Regions from separate parts of the Mus musculus genome. Here region 2 is linked to region 1. The links are chromatin loops, found by intact Hi-C in ENCODE. Cell type or tissue: left cerebral cortex. All regions are shown on one strand. Links, peaks and the distances in the headings refer to the core of each region. The heading gives the core; the rest is flanking DNA.

Evidence for each region. A loop is a pair of places that touch in the nucleus more often than their neighbours do. Peaks named below come from ENCODE experiments on the same cell type or tissue, not always from the same donor. Only the 100,000 strongest peaks of a DNase experiment are listed, where the experiment ranks them.
Region 2: it touches region 1 in a loop (6-fold over the local background); 5 of 42 quality-filtered maps call a loop at or near these places.

Annotation. Positions count from the first base shown.
Region 1 is chr14:24,482,779-24,491,791 of GRCm38, forward strand. It overlaps Polr3a (polymerase (RNA) III (DNA directed) polypeptide A), which reads right to left and starts at 4,280. Exons shown (of 31, transcript NM_001081247.2): 1 at 4,095-4,280; 2 at 1,609-1,744; 3 at 1,340-1,477; 4 at 9-180. The coding sequence starts at 4,138. Rps24 (ribosomal protein S24) reads left to right here and starts at 7,900. Exons shown (of 6, transcript NM_011297.3): 1 at 7,900-7,980; 2 at 8,972-9,013. The coding sequence starts at 7,978. In left cerebral cortex, for the core only: a CTCF peak has its summit at 4,354 (motif pointing left); DNase peaks (open chromatin) are centred at 4,276 and 7,879; H3K4me3 peaks cover 1,770 bases; H3K27ac peaks cover 998 bases.
Region 2 is chr14:24,306,602-24,315,829 of GRCm38, forward strand. E330034G19Rik (RIKEN cDNA E330034G19 gene) reads left to right here. Exons shown (of 7, transcript NM_001379547.1): 5 at 213-396; 6 at 1,601-1,716; 7 at 2,833-3,359. The coding sequence ends at 2,977. Among named protein-coding and RNA genes, the nearest start is that of E330034G19Rik, 18 kb to the left of the region's middle. In left cerebral cortex, for the core only: a CTCF peak has its summit at 4,699 (motif pointing right); a DNase peak (open chromatin) is centred at 4,710.

The DNA.
Region 1 (9,013 bases), core at 1-8,000:
CCCCTCACCATTAAAGGCACCACAGTAGTGACAAGTGCTTTTCTTCCGGCATTTATCTGAGATCTTCTTCTTCAGGCCTCGCTTCTGCAGGTAGGTTAGGCCAGGCCTCTTCAGAAAATCTAGAAACTGCTGCTTCTCTTCCTGGGACAGCATAATGTGGCAGCAGGTTTTGCAGATCATCTTTCAAAGGTTAAGCAGAATGGAGACAAAGATAAGAGGCTAAAAAAAAATCCTTCCTCTTTAAAATGTCACCTCTGGAGCTACTGAGATAGATCACTGGGTGAGGTGCTTGCTGCCAAACCTGATGACCTAAGTCCAATTCCTGGGAGCCACAAGGTAGAAGGAGAAAACTGACTCCTGCGAGTTATCCTCTGACCCCCATTGAGTGGCTCCCCCCACAAATATATATACATATACACACACAGACATATATACACACACAAAATAAATAAACACTACTACTAAATGTCTCTGCTTTGTTGTGTACATGGAATGGATTATCACAAACTAAGATCTACTCATCATGGCAGCCCGTGTTCCCAGGATGTTGTCGGTGCTCAAGGCCAGATGGCAGGATTTTGTTGCTGTATTCTTCTTTGTGTCTTCTGTGTTGGAACTGTTATTATTTTTGTACAGTGTTTGATTGAACCTCGGGTCTTAGGCATGCTAGGCATGCATATCAATGAACTCTAGCTACCCTACCATCTTTTTTTGTTATTTAGTTCAGGCTGATCTTGAACTCACGTCTCAAGCTAGCCTCAGTTTCGCAATCTTCCTGCCTCTGCCTCTCTAGCCCTGTGATTACACGTGCACATCACCAGTCCTATAGTTTTTAACAGTTGGAATCTGGATTTTTAAAACCTTAAGACAGGTTTCATTGCACAGCCTGAGCTGGTCTTGGACCTGAGATTCTCCTTGTCTGCTTCTTGAGTGCTAAGGTTCCAGTATATGTTACGCCTAGCTTAGCACGGCTTGCGATGAATAAACTACCACTTTCAGTTGGGCAGATTTTTTTTTTCTTTTAACATGTATTTATTTCAGTGTGAGCTACAGCTTATGTGTGAAGATCAGAGGACATTAGGAGTCAGCTCTCTCCTTCAACAGCGCGGGACCTGGCAAGTGACTCAGGTGCTCAGACTAGCACCAAACGCCTTACCCAGTAAGCCATCTCTTCTGCAGCTATTGCTTTCTCAAGGGAAACAGAACATTAGAGAATCTGTAAGGAATTTAACATAATGCAAGATTGCAATACTATGGGCACAGTATAGAAACTTCTGGATATACCCCTCCTCAGCCACAGTTCCTGGGTTCCCTCCAGTGTCCCTGACCCCTCGCTCACCTGTAAGATACCAATGACAGCCCTGAAGTACCCGACATGAAAGCACGGTAGCTCGAGATCAATGTAGCCATAGTGGCCGAGACAGTCCGCCAAGTTCTTCCCACAGGTCTCACAAGGACGATCTTTTTCGCTCGTACCCTTTGGAGGAAAGAACACCCAGCCATTGGTGGAGAGCACAAGAAAGGGGCCCAATCTTCCTAACTCACAGCCAGCTGGGACCAACGATTTCACGTGTCAACTGTGGAACACTGGGAGGGACAGGGCCTTACCATTCTATGGTCAAGCACTCCATACAACAAGGGGGCGTGGTTGTTGTCTTGGCTGTACAGGTTCTTACTGACAACCTGGATATGTGCCTGCTGGCGCATCTCCTCAGGGGACTTCATTCCAAAACAGATATGGCTTCTGCAGTGGGAACAAACCAGAGAAAGGTATCAAAGCCCATGGATCTAGGCACACATGGACACAACCAAAACCACCCTGCCCTCTGACTCCTGGACAGGCTCGTTCCACCAGACCCAGACAGAGTTTAGTAACTGGGTCTTCAACCCTTTATCCTACGGGAAAGAGTTTCAATTTTCCCTCATGAGACGTTATTGCTCTCAAGGTCACTCCCTTGGTGGGCAAGCTAGTGATGAACCTATCTTTCTCAGTCTGGACTTGCTTCCTTATCTCTGCTTTCAGGTTCCCTACACCTTCAGTGCCCCTCTCCTCTCAGTATATTCTCCTTTTTGGGGGGAGGAGGAGGGTTGAGGCAGGGTTTCTCTGTGTAGCCTATAGTCTAGGCTGGCCTCGAACTCAGAAATCCGCCTGCCTCTGCCTCCCAAGTGCTGGAATTAAAGGCGTGCTCCACCACCACCCGGCCTATACTCTCCTTTACTGTCTTCATTTAGTCCTTTTGGGTCTTTTGAGGTATCTTCTTCCACTGCTATCATTTGCATATTGGACACCCCCCCCCCCCACCATTCTGGGTGCCACCCTTCCTCCTCTTCATTGCACAATCCTCCCAGGGATGCCCTTTGTTTGTATATATAGACGTCTTCGAAATCTCTTTACGTCAGCCACCTCTAGTTGACTGGGCATGGGCATCTCCAACTCAGAATATCTGAAAAGTTACATCTAGATCAAACGTGTGCAGGCTTCCTCCCCTTTGCCATTTTCTAAGAAACACAAGCAAGTAACAACTTACATGGACAAAGAGTTCATCTAGAGATACTGTGCTGCTTTGAATAAAAGACTTTATCTGTTTGGAGTTGGGGTAGGAGCACTAACTGTTCATAAAAGATAGAGAGAATTAAAATAACATGGGATGATGGTACAGTCTGATGGGACACCAGGGTCTGGTCAGAACACCTCTCTGCAAAGGTGATCTTCCAGCTGAATTCTAAGTCAGACAGAGCAAATAGGAGAATGAAGATAGGAAGCAGAAGGTAAAGATTCCTTGGCCCACAGGCACTGGGCATCACCAGAGAATCACAGGCAAGCGGCACAGACAGCTAAGGGTACAAGATGAGCCCAGTAAGGCCTGCAGGGGCCAGGGCTTGGGATTTAGGAGGGAATCAAGTGTCAGCATTACCAAGAGCTGCTGGAAGATCCAGGTGACAGAGATCTAGTTTGCATCTGAAATGAAGGGTCTTGCTCTGTAGCTTGGGCTAGCTTCAAACTCCTGACTGCCTGCCTTGGCCTGAGTGGCATAACTATTGGCTTGTGGCTCTGCATCCCTGGGCTGCTGTGTGAGGATCCTTTCATGTGAATAGGGTGCGTGTGAAGGACTGAGATGGTGGACTGAGAACAGTCGGAGGTCACCCAGGTGACACCTGTCCCAGTGAACAGTAACACAGAGTTCCTCCAGTCTCATTTTTCTTACCTCTGTCTCTGCTTCTCTCTTCCATTTTATGCCCTATGCCCCTTTAAGTTCACTTCTCTCCAAAGTCCCCACATCCACCTCAGAGCCCTGGACCCAGCTCAAGTCACCATCATTGCCAGTCTAGATCCCTGCCATGGCCTCAAACTCTGTCCTGGCCAAACACTCCAAAAGTCTGACACGCCTTGCAAGACTCACATAGTGTAAGTCCCCTGCTTCACGTCTATCAGTCTACCTTGTCCCTCCAGTACGTGTTTTAAAAGGAGCCTGGTCTGCACCGAGCCCAGACTTATTCATTACTTGGTGCTCTCAGTCTCCTCTCTGCTGGTCGTTGCATTTGCCACAATCATGGCTGATTTGTCTACTCTACAACAGACCAAGCAGAAAGACTGCATTCTGCGGGACCTTTAGTGCACAACACTGTCCTCAGTACATTCTCTTATGTAAGTTGAAGAAGCAAAAAGATCCGCCTTAGCCTCCCCCCCCCCCGCCAAAAAAAAAAAAAATCAAACAACCAGGGCTTAATAATTAAGCTTTGAAACAGAGAGCCCAGAAGAGCAGCTTGGTTTCTGAGCCTGCCACTTTCTAGCTGACAACCTTGAGTCAGCACACAACTGTGTCCTCGTGCCAGAGGAAGAGGTCCGCTGAGAGTAATCAGCGCAGGGATTCAGGAGGTGGCATCTTCGCCCAGAATGCCCGTTCTGACACTGTTCCGTCCATTGCACTTTCCCCGCTATACCTCACGGATCCCCCACCCCCCACCCCAGGATCTGAAATCCCATCCTGGAACTTTTTTCTTCGCTCCCTTAACAACTGTCCCTCTCCTGGGACACTCTGGGACCCGGGACCTCAGCCTCCACCTCACCCCCACCCCTTCGGGGGCGTCCTTACATTTTCTTAGCCACATCCGTCTCGCGGAACTGCTCCTTCACCATGGTGCCGGCTGGCCGGACGCCCTTCTCGGAGCTGCGACTACAAAAACCACTGTCGCCGCACCTTCCCGGGGTGCTTAGGTATTTAGGAGTAAGGAAGCTGCAGCAGCCTCCCCGGCCACCGTAGAGCGCCGCACGTGCCGCTTCCTCTTCCGCCGCCGGACTTTATGAAGAGAGGCTTGGCAGACGCTGCTTTGAGCCCTCCTTCTAGATCGCCATCTAGCGGCTCCTTCACGAAAATGCACCTAGGCCGCGCAGATCAGTGGGGGAAAATGGCTTTTTCAGGTGGGTTTCTCAAAACAGCAGAAGAGGCCGGGCGTGGTGGCGCACGCCTTTAATCCCGGCACTTGGGAGGCAGAGGCAGGCGGATTTCTGAGCTCGAGGCCAGCCTGGTCTACAGAGCGAGTTCCAGGACAGCCAGGGCTACACAGAGAAACCCTGTCTCAAAAACAAAAACAAAAACAAAAAAACAGCAGAAGAGACGGATGGACCGCTTTTTTTGTTTGTTTTTTTTTTTTGTTTTTTGTTTTTTGTTTTTTGTTTTTTTGTTTTTTTGTTTTTTTGTTTTTCAAGGCAGGGTTTCTCTGTGCAGCCCTGGCTGTCCTGGAACTCGCTCTGTAGACCAGGCTGGCCTCAAACTCAGAAATCTGCCTGCCTCTGCCTCCCGAGTGCTGGGATTAAAGGCATGCGCCACCACGCCCCGCAGTTTTGTTTTTTTTTTTTTAAATCTCAAGGTCAAAAAGTTACATCAAATAGAAAAAAAAATCAAACAAGGACCGGCGCGCGCGTGTGTGTGTGTGTGTGTGTGTGTGTGTGTGTTGTTGTTGTTGTTGTTGTTTCCTGAGAAAGGCTCTCCATATATAGTCCCGACGGGTACTGAATTTGCCATCCTGTCTCCATACTCTCAGTGCTCAGTTACATCCCACCTGGTATAAATAAGTAAATTTACATATCTATTTACATACTTGTGTACAAACATATATACAAACACATATAAACACGCTTATTCTTACACAGCATATGTAATATATATGTATGGTTCGTTTTGAATTGTGTGTTTTGTAAATAGATGCAACAAAAACCCACCCAACCCTTCAGCTCTCCAAGGAGAGAAAGAACGGTCTATTAAAAACTGCCAGAAGCCGGGCGTGGTGGCGCACGCCTTTAATTCCAGCACTCGGGAGGCAGAGGCAGGTGGATTTCTGAGTTCGAGGCCAGCCTGGTCTACAGAGTGAGTTCCAGGACAGCCAGGGCTACACAGAGAAACCCTGTCTCAAAAACAAAACAAAACAAAACAAAACAAAACCAACTGCCAGGCCACCACTAAGAACAGTAGAAGACAGCTCCCAGCAGCAAAGCCTTGCTAGGTTTTAGGGACTTATATGGCTGGAGTGGGGCCAGCTCAGAAAATCCCGGTGGTTAGCATGAGAACTCTGTTGGGCAGGGAGGAGACTGACAGATACAGCCAGGAGCCTTCAGCCAGCTGTTAAGGGCTTCTGAGAAATGCTTTAAGTCTGTTTCCTAGCAAGGTCTGGTGGGGTCCAGACCATCACTTTAAAATAGTGCCGTCAGCACTGCCGTTTGGGGGCCTGCTTTGGGGACTTAACATACTTGTGTGTGTTTGTGTGTGTGCAGGCAGAAGTGCAGGTTGGTCTCCTCTGCACACTAAGCCCTGTACTCGGGTATTTCCCTTGGAATAATGCTGTTAATTCATGTTTGCTCCACTTTATGCAAAGCATTAACTTCTGGTTCAGGCAATATTAAAAGCTTATTTTGTGTCAGATCAGAGATTCACACACATACAAAAAAAAACCCAAAATATATTTTGAGATAGGTTCTCTCTATGTAACCCTAGTTGGTATGTTGGTGCTTGCTTTGTAGCCCAGGATAGCCTCAAGTTCTTGGCTAATCCTCTTATTTAACTTCACAGATTGGTGTGGTCATTCATAGGTGTATGCCACCACAGCTGGTTCAAATAGATAGTTTCTTTCTTTTTTTTTTTTTTCTCCATCCAGAGCTGGGCATTGAACTCAGAGCCATTGCATACTGAACAATGTAGATTGTACCCAGAGCCTTTGCATATTAGACAGTGTTCCGCCACTGAGTGGACCTACATCCTCAGTTCTTTTAAAATTTTAACTGGAGCCAGGATCCAGCCATGTCATCCAGGCTGGCTGGATAAAAACCAGTCTTTTAAAAACTCACAAGTTTTTAAAAGACTCTCAGAAAGTCTCAAAGCCAAAAGAGCCACAATCCTCCCTTCCAATCCAATAAACTGCTAGGTGTGGTGCCCCACTTGGGAGGTGAAGGCAGAAAGATCAGGAATTCAGGATCATTCTTGGCAATGCAATGGATTTTTCAAGACCTTGCATGGGCTTCGAAGGTCTGGTTTTAAAGAACCTAAAGCCTCACACACGAAAAACCTTATGAAAAAGTCACTAGCAACTCGTGGTGTCACGTCAATGCAATAGGGGTGAGTAGTTAAGGTTTCTGCTATTTCCCTGGTGTAAAGCAGGGATGCTGACTGAAAGGCCTTTTTTTTCTCATTAATTAATTTATTTACTTTACGCCCTGATCAAAGCCCCCACCCCACCCCGACCCCAATGGCTTTCTTAAATGCCTTCAAGATGAACTTTTTTGGAGACAAGTTTTACTTTATTTTATTCTTTTTTTTTTTTTGGTTTCTCGAGACAGGGTTTCTCTGTGTAGTCCTGGCTGTCCTGGAACTCACTTTGTAGGCCAGGCTGGCCTCAAACTCAGAAATCCACCTGCCTCTGCCTCCCGAGTGCTGGGATTAAAGGCATGTGCCACCACGCCCGCCCGGCACTTTATTTTATTCTTGAGTCAGCGTCTCACTGTGCAACCCTGATTGACCCAAAACTCTTTGTAGGCCTCAAACTCAGAGATCTGCCTTCCTCTACCTCTTAGGCCCTGCTTAGTGGAAACAATTTAAACCAACTACCTGCCTCTAAGATTTAAACTAGTGGTTCTTAGCCTTGCTAACGCTGCGGCCTCTTACTACAGTTCCTCATATTGTGTTAACTCTTGACTATAAAATTATTCCTGCCGGGCAGTGGTGGCGCACGCCTTTAATCCCAGCACTTGGGAGGCAAAGGCAGGCGGATTTCTGAGTTCAAGGCCAGCCTGGTCTACAGAGTGAGTTCCAGGACAGCACAGAGAAACCCTGTCTCAAAAAACCCAAAAATAAATAAATAAATACTTAAAAAATAAAATTATTCTCGTTGCTACTTAATTGTAATTACTTAATTGTAATTAATTTGCTGTGATTTTGACTTGTAATGTAAATATCTGTTTCCTGATGGTTTTGGGCAACCCTTGCAAAAGGGTCGTGACCCTTTGGCTGAGAACCGCCGATTTAAACAAATGACATTGAAAGCGAACTTTACTGGGTGAAGTAGCGCACATTTCTCAAATCCAACGTGCCTGGGAGGCAGAAGCAGGCCGTTCTCTTGAATTCGAGGTCAGCGTGATCTACAGCGATAGTTTCAGGGCAGCCAGGGCTATATAGTGAACTCCTGTTTCAGAAAACAACAAAATACAAATGCAGGACGGAAAAGAAGGGAATGGGAAATATACACGCGATTGTGTAACCATACATCAATTTGAGTGGATCCAATTCAGGCCAGCCAGAGCCCAGGTCTGGGGCGTGGCTAAGGGCTAGCGAGGCGTGGCTTCAAGTACTTTCGGTCAGGCATTGCTGTAGTCTACCCCAAGGCCTTAGCCACGCCCCCGCGCTGGGGTCCTTCCTTGCGCGTTGATATGATTGGTCGGCAGTGAGCGGTCCTCTTTTCCTCCTCTCCAGCTCCGGCGCCGTAGCCATCATGGTGAGTCTCCTCGGGCTCTCAGCACTATCCGTCGCTTATCCGCGCCATCCCTGCCTGTTCGGGGACCCCACTAGAGCTGCAGCCATCCGGGGCCCACTTACTCTGCTCCGGCCTGCCTCACGGAGGCCGGTCGCCCGGGGTCGCCGAGTCGCGGCTGTCCGGCACCGCCGTCCGGAACACGCCGGGCTTTGGGCTCCCGGGCCTCGGCTATGGAAACCCCTGTGGAGCTTCAGGGGCACGAGTGAGGCGGGCGCTGGCGGGCCAAGGTGACGAAGGCGCCTCCGGCTCTTGGGCCAGCGGACTGAGCGGTGGAGCAGAACTTGGGTGCCTCGGGGACCGCCAAAAAGTGGCCTTGTCCACTTCTCTGAGGCGGAGGACTGAGCCTTCCGCCACGCGCGGGCTGTTCTTTGACTCGTGCATGGTGCTATCGAGGTGACTTAATCCCGATTCCTCGAGTCGAGCTCGGAAGGCAAGCAGCCATGTGCAAGCTGCCGATTTGAGTTGATCTCTGCTAATTTTCGTGTCTGTTTAAGCTCGCTGAATGCCAGCTACTGCGGTACTTACTCTAATTAGGGAAGAAGTTGGCGAAGTCCTGTGTCTGGGTAGCCACTGAGAGATGCTGGGAACCACTGAGACTTCTCTCTCCAAGCACTAGAGGCATTGGTTGCAGCATGTAGAGAGTCCTGGTGGTGTCCAGTGTCAGGTGATCAGGGATTCTCAAATCAATATGTGAGATCACAAAATCAGTAGTACTTCAAATGATAGCCATAATCTAAAGTGAAGTTTGGATGACGTGAGAGAAAATGAGTTGTTTTATGGTAGTTTATGAGGCGCTGTCGCCTGCTTTGGGGCTTTTTTGCCTTTTCTTTCCTTTATAGCTTGTCCCCAATTCCTGCCTCTTTCTAGACTGCATTGCTAGTAATTGCTGAAAGGCCAGAGCAAAGGCAAGACGAGATTTTTAACATCTTACTGACTTGTGTGTTACCTGCAGAATGACACAGTAACCATCCGGACCAGGAAGTTCATGACCAAC
Region 2 (9,228 bases), core at 763-8,762, 180 kb before region 1:
TCTTGGTGATGGAGACTTTAGAATCTCTTTATACTTTCCTGAATTGGCTGTTCTTGTTGCTCTGGGTTGTCTGAGCGCAGCTGTTATGGCGGTGTTGGACCCTTTCCTAGTTCTTCATGGGAACCTGGGTCCTGTTGGGGTTAATGCAACCTTGAAGTAGGGGTGGCAGGAGGGGGTTAGTGGGGGACGTACTATGCAGATGTTGTTTTCAGCCACCTGTACAGCTGCTTCCTGACAGAGCTGAATCAGTTGAAGAAGAAGCTGGAAATGCTGAGTCAGGAAAACAAGGAAATGCAGGGGGATTGTGCCCTACTACAGCATCACGTGGAGGACTTGAAACCAATCTATAAGAAGCAACAGGAGGAGGACAGTGACCTCCAGACCCAGCACCAAAAGGTAGGAACATTACTTAGGGTAATGCGTAGCCCCATTTGCCCGTTGGACTACCTTTCTGTTTATCCATCCATCTCTGCTTTATAATCCCTTTTATAATCCACCTATCACCTTTGTAATCCACATTTCCAACAAGCCACCCACCACGGGTAATGTGATTGTTTTTTTTTCCTCTGTGTATGCACAAGTATTCTTTGTTAGTGTCTTGTGAGAAAATAAGTTATAGGTAAGCAATCCCTGCTGCCCTGCTTGAAACTGAAGTCCATGTAGGGACATGAGTGAATAGCATGTCCACATGTACATGTCCTCATGATTGGCAGGGTGCTATACACAGAGCTTTGACTGGGTTCTGCATCCTGTGACTCATCTCTATGGCATGGGTCATGGGACAGCACAAGTTGGAAGCAGCGTGCATGAAGAGCCTAGTGCAAATGTCAAATGAATGCTTCTCATTGTGTCTTCTATTTGCTCAATTCTTGGTTCACACTGACAGAAGCCCAAGGAGCAACCTTTCAGCTCTCTTCTCTGTGAGTGTTACAGGACAGTTTTCCCTTCCCAGAGCTTCCAGTCTGGACCTGACTACATGACCAGGGATGTGGGAAAAACCTTTAAGGGGCTTTGGGCTGCTTGGGAAATCAAGGGAGAAAGGTTCTCTTTACTTCAGTATAGTCTGGTTGAGCACAGCACGCCCCCATGTGCTGGACAGCAAAGTTCTGAACCTCCTCTGAAAGAACTGGTGTGCGTAATCTAAACGTCCATGCTCATTGAAAATGAGGTTGCTTTTTCCTAAATTCATTCATTCATATTCTCTCTCTCTCTCTCTCTCTCTCTCTCTCTCTCTCTCTCTCTCTCTGTGTGTGTGTGTGTGTGTGTGTGTGTGTGTGTGTGTGTGTGTATGTGTAATGCTTCTTGGATGAATAGGCTGGCTAGAGGAGAACAAAGGACCATTTTCTTCTCATTCTTTCCTTGAAACAGAGAAATTATTACTTCTCCTGAAGCTTGCTGGGGAAGCTTCTGGCTTGCCTGGGTGACCAGGATCTCTTGGGATACTCTCTCTCTCTCTCTCTCTCTTTCTCTCTCTCTCTCTCTCTCTCTCTCTCTCTCTCTCTGTGTGTGTGTGTGTGTGTGTGTGTGTGTGTGTGTGTGTGTGTGCTCTTATAAGAAAGTCTATGCATGCCCGTGTATAACACCATCTTCTAATGAACAGCACATGGAAAGGATGGAGGAAAAGCTGCAGTACATGCTGAAGAAGAAGAATATGGCCATCAAGCAAAGGGAGTTGGCAGAAAAGCTGAAGTACCAATTTGAGGTCCTGCAAATGAGGTAGGATCCCAGGCTGGAAGGAGAGGGTAGAGCCGCCTGGGTCCTCTGTACCTGGGATCTCTCTCTTATATGGGCTTCTGATTATTAGCACGACTAAGAACCACTGCCAGGAAAAGCATAACTCGATGTGTTTTGGTGTTCTAGGCAGTAAGAACTTCTGTCCAGGATACCAGATGATTAATAGTCTCTGTGTGCAGGCCATTGTGACGGCCTTCTGTGATCTCTAGGATGTTCTGAGCAGGCTGTTCTTGAACTCACATAGATCTGCACGCTTCACCTCCCCAAGTCATGAAATCTCAAGTGTACACCTCCATCCCTGGCTGAAATTACATTTTAGTTAGGAACATCTCCTGTAGAGAACAGCTTCCACTCCTTTAACACTGCTTTTTCCAGTGATTAACCATTTCTGTGATAAGATTTCTCTGGATACAATAGGTCAAGCAGTTTCTAGGATGAACCCACGCGATGCCTCTGCTGTTGGGTTGTTCAGATCTTTCACGGACGTGTCCTACCACAGACTCCCATATAGAGCCAGGATGCAGTTTCCCAGCTCTTGTTCTGAGGAATGTCAGCTTTGGTTCAGGAGCCTGTGCTGGGCCGTAGTTCTCAGAGACACCACTGGAGAAATAAACACTGCTCCTGCCTCACAGGCTCAAGCATGCATGTTGCTTGGGTGCCTGGTACCTTCTGAGTGCTTGACTGAGCTATCGTCATGACCTTGCTCAGGTGCCAAGGCTGCAAGACTATAGTATGTCCTTCTGTATAATGCTGCGATCCATCACTAACTCACCATAAATAACTTGTATTATCACGAATATGCTGTTGAGGATGGTAGGCTATCTTTACAAAGTGATGCCCCGGAGTGCAAGAGAAAGTCCTTTAGTTTCTAGTAGAACAGAGAACATACAGTACCTCGATCAGATTCTGACCTGTGTGTAAGGCCAAGAATACTCCAAGCTACTGTGTGAGTGTTATTCGTTGGGCTATAAACAATGGCTTCAGGGTAACGATCCATGTTGAGTGACCAGTACAGTTGAGGTGGTGGGAGGTAGCAGCCTGACAGCTATCATGGCAGGTCTCTATCAAGCCAGTGACTTAATTTCCTTCCTCTCCCAGGTTTGATAAATTGCAGCAAGAGATGGAACTGGCCATAGCCCAGGAAGAGAGAGTCCTGCAGAAAGACCTGCTACATCAGGAGCCCCCTGCTGAGCCCCATCCCCAGAAACCACAGGATCCCTTGGGTGGGTTTGCTTTAACATAGTGTATTTCCTCAGTGTGAATAGGCCCTGATTTTATGGAGCCCATGAGCCACCAGCCTTCTTCTGGGTCTGCTTCCCTTTGATTTTCTAACAACTCCCCTTGAGAGAACTGAGGTGACTACCCTGTCACTGTGTCCAAGACCAGAGATAAGCTGTAGGTTTGTGATGCTAAATCTGTAGTGAGAGAATGGTGCTTAGCATAATTTTGTGTTTGGTTTTCTGTTTGGAGTTTTGCTCTTAGATGTTTTGGTTTTCTTATTGATATGCTATTTGTTCTTATTATTTTTCAAAAATTGCTAGCATCATTCACTGTTTATACTGACTTCTGTTTTTAATGCCCATTAAGAGAATGTTTTATGAATAATAAACTTTTGTAACTCTTCACTTTGGAGACTGTCATCTATATTCAAGGGTGCTTTCTCACTCCTGTAACCCTAGAACTTAAAGGCAGAGATGGATCTTTGTAAGTTCCAGGTAGTGTGGGCTACACAGTGAATTCCCAACCAGCCTGGCCACACAGGCAGATGTCATCTTGTATGTGGGTATGCTTTACTTCATGGAGCCACACTTTATGATGTAATCACTGTGGGGAGCTGCACTCACATTTGCCATTACAAGATGGCGCTGACAGCTGTGTTCTAAGTAGTAAATAATCTGCACATGTGCAGGGGCAGTTTTCCTGCCATGTGCTCTGCCTTTCTCATGATGACAACTGGGCTGATGGGCTGCAGCCAATCAGGGAGTGACACGTCCTAGATGGAGGATAATTCTCCTTAAAAGGGTATGGGGTCCTGGCACTCCCTCTCTTCTTCGTCTCTTCGTCTTTTTCTCTGCTCTCTTCCTCTGCTCTCTGCCTCTCTCTCTCTCTCTGCCCCTCTCTCTGCTTCTCTCTCTCTCTCTCTTCCTCTCTGCCTCTCTCTGCCGCGCTCTTCCTCTCTTGCTCCTGAAGATATAAGCAATAAAGCTTTGCCGCAGAAGATTCCGGTTTGTTGCTTCTTTCCTGGCCGGTCGCGAACGCGTGTAAGATAATCACTACCATACTATATCCCTGCTGTCATGTATTTTGCTGCCCATAAAAGATAATACTCTATAACACACATTCATTATTAACCCTGTGGAAGAAATTATTGATAAATACACTCTTATTGCTCTACAGTTTCTCAAGAAATCTGAACATTCAAAGGAGTATAAAAGAAATCAGGAAATACAGAGCTATGAGCCTCAGTTTTTCTTGAAATCAGCATCAGTGATAATGACACAACAGATATAATCCTTCCAAGTCATGTTGTGAAGTAGCTTTTTACAGATGTTGTTGACCTTACCCATACATTTGTGTGTTTTCTTAAAAACAAAACAAAACAAAACAAAAAACCAACAACAACAACAACATTATTTAGGGCTGCAGAGATGGCTCAGTGGTTAAGAGCACTGACTGTTCTTCCAGAGGTCCTGAGTTCATATCCCAGTAACCACATGGTGACTCGCAACCATCTATAGTGGAATTTGACACCCTCTTCTGGTGTGTCTGAAGACCGCTACAGTGTACTTCCATATAATCAATCAATCAATCAATCAATCAGTCAGTCAGTCAGTCAGTCAGTCAATCTTTGCGTTGGGGCAAGCAGGGCTGGAATGAGTGGGGCTGGAGAAAGAAGGGAAAAACATTTTTATTTTTGGTGAATTGGCTGACTTGTCTGTGGTCCCTCTGCATGCAACTCCCTTAGTGGCCAGAAGAGGGAGCCAGATACCCTGTTAGAGATGATGAGCACATGTAGTTTTAGTTGGGTTGGTCACCTCCAACTAACTGAAGAGGTGTCTGGAGATGTGCCCGGACAGGTCCATGGGGTAGATATGCTAGGATTCTTAGACTGCCAGACATTTATGCAGACATCTGATGTTGCCACTGCTTTCTATGAGTTGAGCATCAATTATTTTCAATTTTGGAGCAGATCTCTCAGTTTTCATCTGGGATGAAATGTAGTTTAGGCACATCTGGTGAAGAGATGAGATTATATTCATTGATGATAGGGTAGGATAACGAATCCTTCTTGAAACAAAAGTACCTTCATCTAAGCAGTGTTGGGAGGAAGCTGGAGAGCAGCCATGGTGCACAGAGTCTGCATCAGTGGCCACATGTTTCTGTGGAGAGCAAGACTGGAACACAAGAGGGACAGTGGAAGCTGCCCTTCTGCCATGGTAGGTCTCAGAGTGTGCTGAGGAAGTGTTTTTTCCAGGTGGTTGTTTTATGGTTTATTGACTAGGACCGACTTTCTTTCTTTCTTTCTTCCTTCCTTTCTTTCTTCCTTCCTTTCTTTCTCTCTTTCTTTCTTTCTTTCTTTCTTTCTTTCTTTCTTTCTTTCTTTCTTTCTTTCTTTCTCTCTTCCTTTTATACTTTTTTATTAGGTATTTTCCTCATTTACATTTCCAATGCTATCCCAAAAGTCCCCCATACCCTCCCACCCATTCCCCTACCCACCCACTACCACTTTTTGGCCCTGGCTTTCCCCTGTACTGGGGCATATAAAGTTTGCGTGTCCAATGGGCCTCTCTTTCCAGTGATGGCCAACTAGGCCATCTTTTGATACATATGCAGCTAGAGTCAAGAGCTCTGGGGTACTGGTTAGTTCATAATGTTGTTCCACCTATAGGGTTGCAGATCCCTTGAGCTCCTTGGGTACTTTCTCTAGCTCCTCCATTGGGGGCCCTGTGATCCATCCATTAGCTGACTGTGAGCATCCACTTCTGTGTTTGCTAGGCCCCGGCATAGTCTCACAAGAGACAGCTATATCTAGGTCCTTTCAACAAAATCTTGCTAGTATATGCAATGGTGTAGCGTTTGGAAGCTGATTATGGGATGGGACCCTGGATATGGCAGGCTCTAGATGGTCCATCCTTTTGACACAGCTCCAAACTTTGTAACTCCTTCCATGGGTGTTTTGTTCCCAATTCTAAGAAGGGGCAAAGTGTCCACACTTTGGTCTTCTTTCTTCTTGAGTTTCATGCGTTTAGCAAATTGTATCTTATATCTTGGGTATCCTAAGTTTCTGGGCTAATATCCACTTACCAGTGAGTACATATTGTGTGAGTTCCTTTGTGATTGAGTTACCTCATTCAGGATGATACCCTTCAGGTCCATCCATTTGCCTAGGAATTTCATAAATTCATTTTTTTAATAGCTGAGTAGTACTCCATTATATAAATGTACCACATTTTCTGTATCCATTCCTCTGTTGAGGGGCATCTGGGTTCTTTCCAGCTTCTGGCTATTATAAATAAGGCTGCTATGAACATAGTGGAGCATGTGTCCTTCTTACTGGTTGGACATCTTCTGGATATATGCCCAGGAGAGGTATTGTGGGATCCTCCGGTAGTACTATATCCAGTTTTCTGAGGAACTGCCAGACTAATTTCCAGAGTGGTTGTACAAGCTTGCAATCCCACCAACAATGGAGGAGTGTTCCTCTTTCTCCACATCCACGCCAGCATCTGCTGTCACCTGAATTTTTGATCTTAGCCATTCTGACTGGTGTGAGGTAGAATCTCAGGGTTGTTTTGATTTGCATTTCTCTGATGATTAAGGATGCTGAACATTTTTTCAGGTGCTTCTCAGCCATTTGGTATTCCTCAGGTGAGAATTCTTTGTTTAGTTCTGAGCCCCATTTTTTAATAGGGTTATTTGATTTTCTGTAGCCCACCTTCTTGAGTTCTTTATATATATTGGATATTAGTCCCCTATCTGATTTAGGATAGGTAAAGATCCTTTCCCAATCTTTTGGTGGCCTTTTTGTCTTATTGACGGTGTCTTTTGCTTTGCATAAGCTTTGCAGTTTCATGAGGACCCATTTGTCAATTCTCGATCTTACAGCACAAGCCATTGCTGTTCTATTCAGGAATTTTTCCCCTGTGCCCATATCTTCGAGGGTTTCCCCTACTTTCTCCTCTATAAGTTTCAGTGTCTCTGGTTTTATGTGGAGTCCCTAATCCACTTAGATTTGACCTTAGTACAAGGAGATAGGAATGGATCAATTCGCATTCTTCTACATGAAAACCGCCAGGTGTGCCAGCACCATTTGTTGAAGATGCTGTCTTTTTTCCACTGGATGGTTTTTGCTCCCTTGTCAAAGATCAAGTGACCATAGGTGTGTGGGTTCATTTCTGGGTCTTCAATTTTATTCCATTGGTCTACTTGTCTGTCGCTATACCAGTACCATGCAGTTTTTAACACAATTGCTCTGTAGTACAGCTTTAGGTCAGGCATGGTGATTCCACCAGAGGTTCTTTTATCCTTGAGAAAAGTTTTTGCTATTCTAGGTTTTTTATTATTCCAGATGAATTTGCCGATTGCCCTTTCTAATTCGTTGAAGAATTGAATTGGAATTTTGATGGGGATTACATTGAATCTGTAGATTGCTTTTGGCAAGATAGCCATTTTTACTATATTGATCCTGCCAATCCATGAGCATGGGAGATCTTTCCATCTTCTGATCTTCTATAAATTCTTTCTTCAGACACTTGAAGTTCTTATCATACAGATCTTTCACTTCCTTAGTTAGAGTCACACCAAGGTATTTTATATTATTTGTGACTATTGAGAAGGGTGTTGTTTCCCTAATTTCTTTCCCAGCCTGTTTATTCTTTGTGTAGAGAAAGGCCATTGATTTGTTTGAGATAATTTTATATCCAGCTACTGCACTGAAACTGTTTATCAGGTTTAGGAGTTCTCTGGTGGAATTTTTAGGGTCACTTATATATACTAACATATCATCTGCAAATAGTGATATTTTGACTTCATCTTTTCCAATTTGTATCCCCTTGATCTCCTTTTGTTGTCGAATTGCTCTGGCTAGGACTTCAAGTACTATGTTGAATAGGTAGGGAGAAAGTGGGCAGCCTTGTCTAGTCCCTGATTTTAGTGGGATTGCTTTGTGTTTCTCTCCATTTAGTTTGATGTTGGCTACTGGTTTGCTGTAGATTGCTTTTATCATGTTTAGGTATGGGCCTTGAATTCCTGATCTTTCCAAGACTTTTATCATGAATGGGTGTTGGATTTTGTCAAATGCTTTCTCAGCATCTAATGAGATGATTGTGTGGTTTTTGTCTTTGAGTTTGTTTATATACTGGATTACATTGATGGATTTCCGTATATTAAACCATCCCTGCATCCCTGGGATGAAACCTACTTGGTCAGGATGGATGATTGTTTTGATGTGTTCTTGGATTCCGTTAGCGAGAACTTTATTGAGGATTTTTGCATCGATATTCATGAGGGAAATTGGTCTGAATTTCTCTATCTTTGTTGGGTCTTTTTGTGGTTTAGGTATCAGAGTAATTGTGGCTTCATAGAATGAGTTGGGTAGAGTACCTTCTACTTCTATTTTGTGGAATAGTTTGTGAAGAACCTGGATTAGATCTTCTTTGAAGGTCTGATAGAACTCTGCACTAAACCCATCTGGTCCTGGGCTTTTTTTTTTTTTGGTTGGGAGACTATTAATGACTGCTTCTATTTCTTTAGGGGATATAGGACTGTTTAGATCATTAACCTGATCTTGATTTAACTTTGGTACCTAGTATCTGTCTAGAAACTTGTCCATTTCATCCAGGTTCTCCAGTTTTGTTGAGTATAGCCGTTTGTAGAAGGATCTGATGGTGTTTTGGATTTCTTTAGGATCTGTTGTTATGTCTCCCTTTTCATTTCTAATTTTGTTAATTAGAATGCTTTCCCTGTGCCCTCTAGTGAGTCTGGTAAGGGTTTGTCTATCTTGTTGATTTTCTCAAAGAACCAGCTCCTCATTTGGTTGATTCTTTGAATAGTTCTTCTTGTTTCCACTTGGTTGATTTCGCCTGTGAGTTTGATTATTTCCTGCCGTCTACTCCTCTTGGGTGAATTTGCTTCCTTTTGTTCTAAAGCTTTTAGGTGTGTTGTCAAGCTGCTAATGTGTGCTCTCTCTAGTTTCTTTTTGGAGGCACTCAGAGCTATGAGTTTTCCTCTTAGAAATGCTTTCATTGTGTCCCATCAGTTTGGGTATGTTGTGGCTTCATTTTCATTAAACTCCAAAAAGTCCTTAATTTCTTTCTTTATTCCTTCCTTGACCAATGTATCATTGAGGAGAGTGTTGTTCAGTTTCCACATGAATGTTGGCTTTCTATTATTTATTTTGTTATTGAAGATCGCCTTAGTCCATGGTGATCTGATAGGATGCATGGGATGATTTCAATATTTTTGTATCTGTTGAGGCTTGTTTTGTGTCCAATT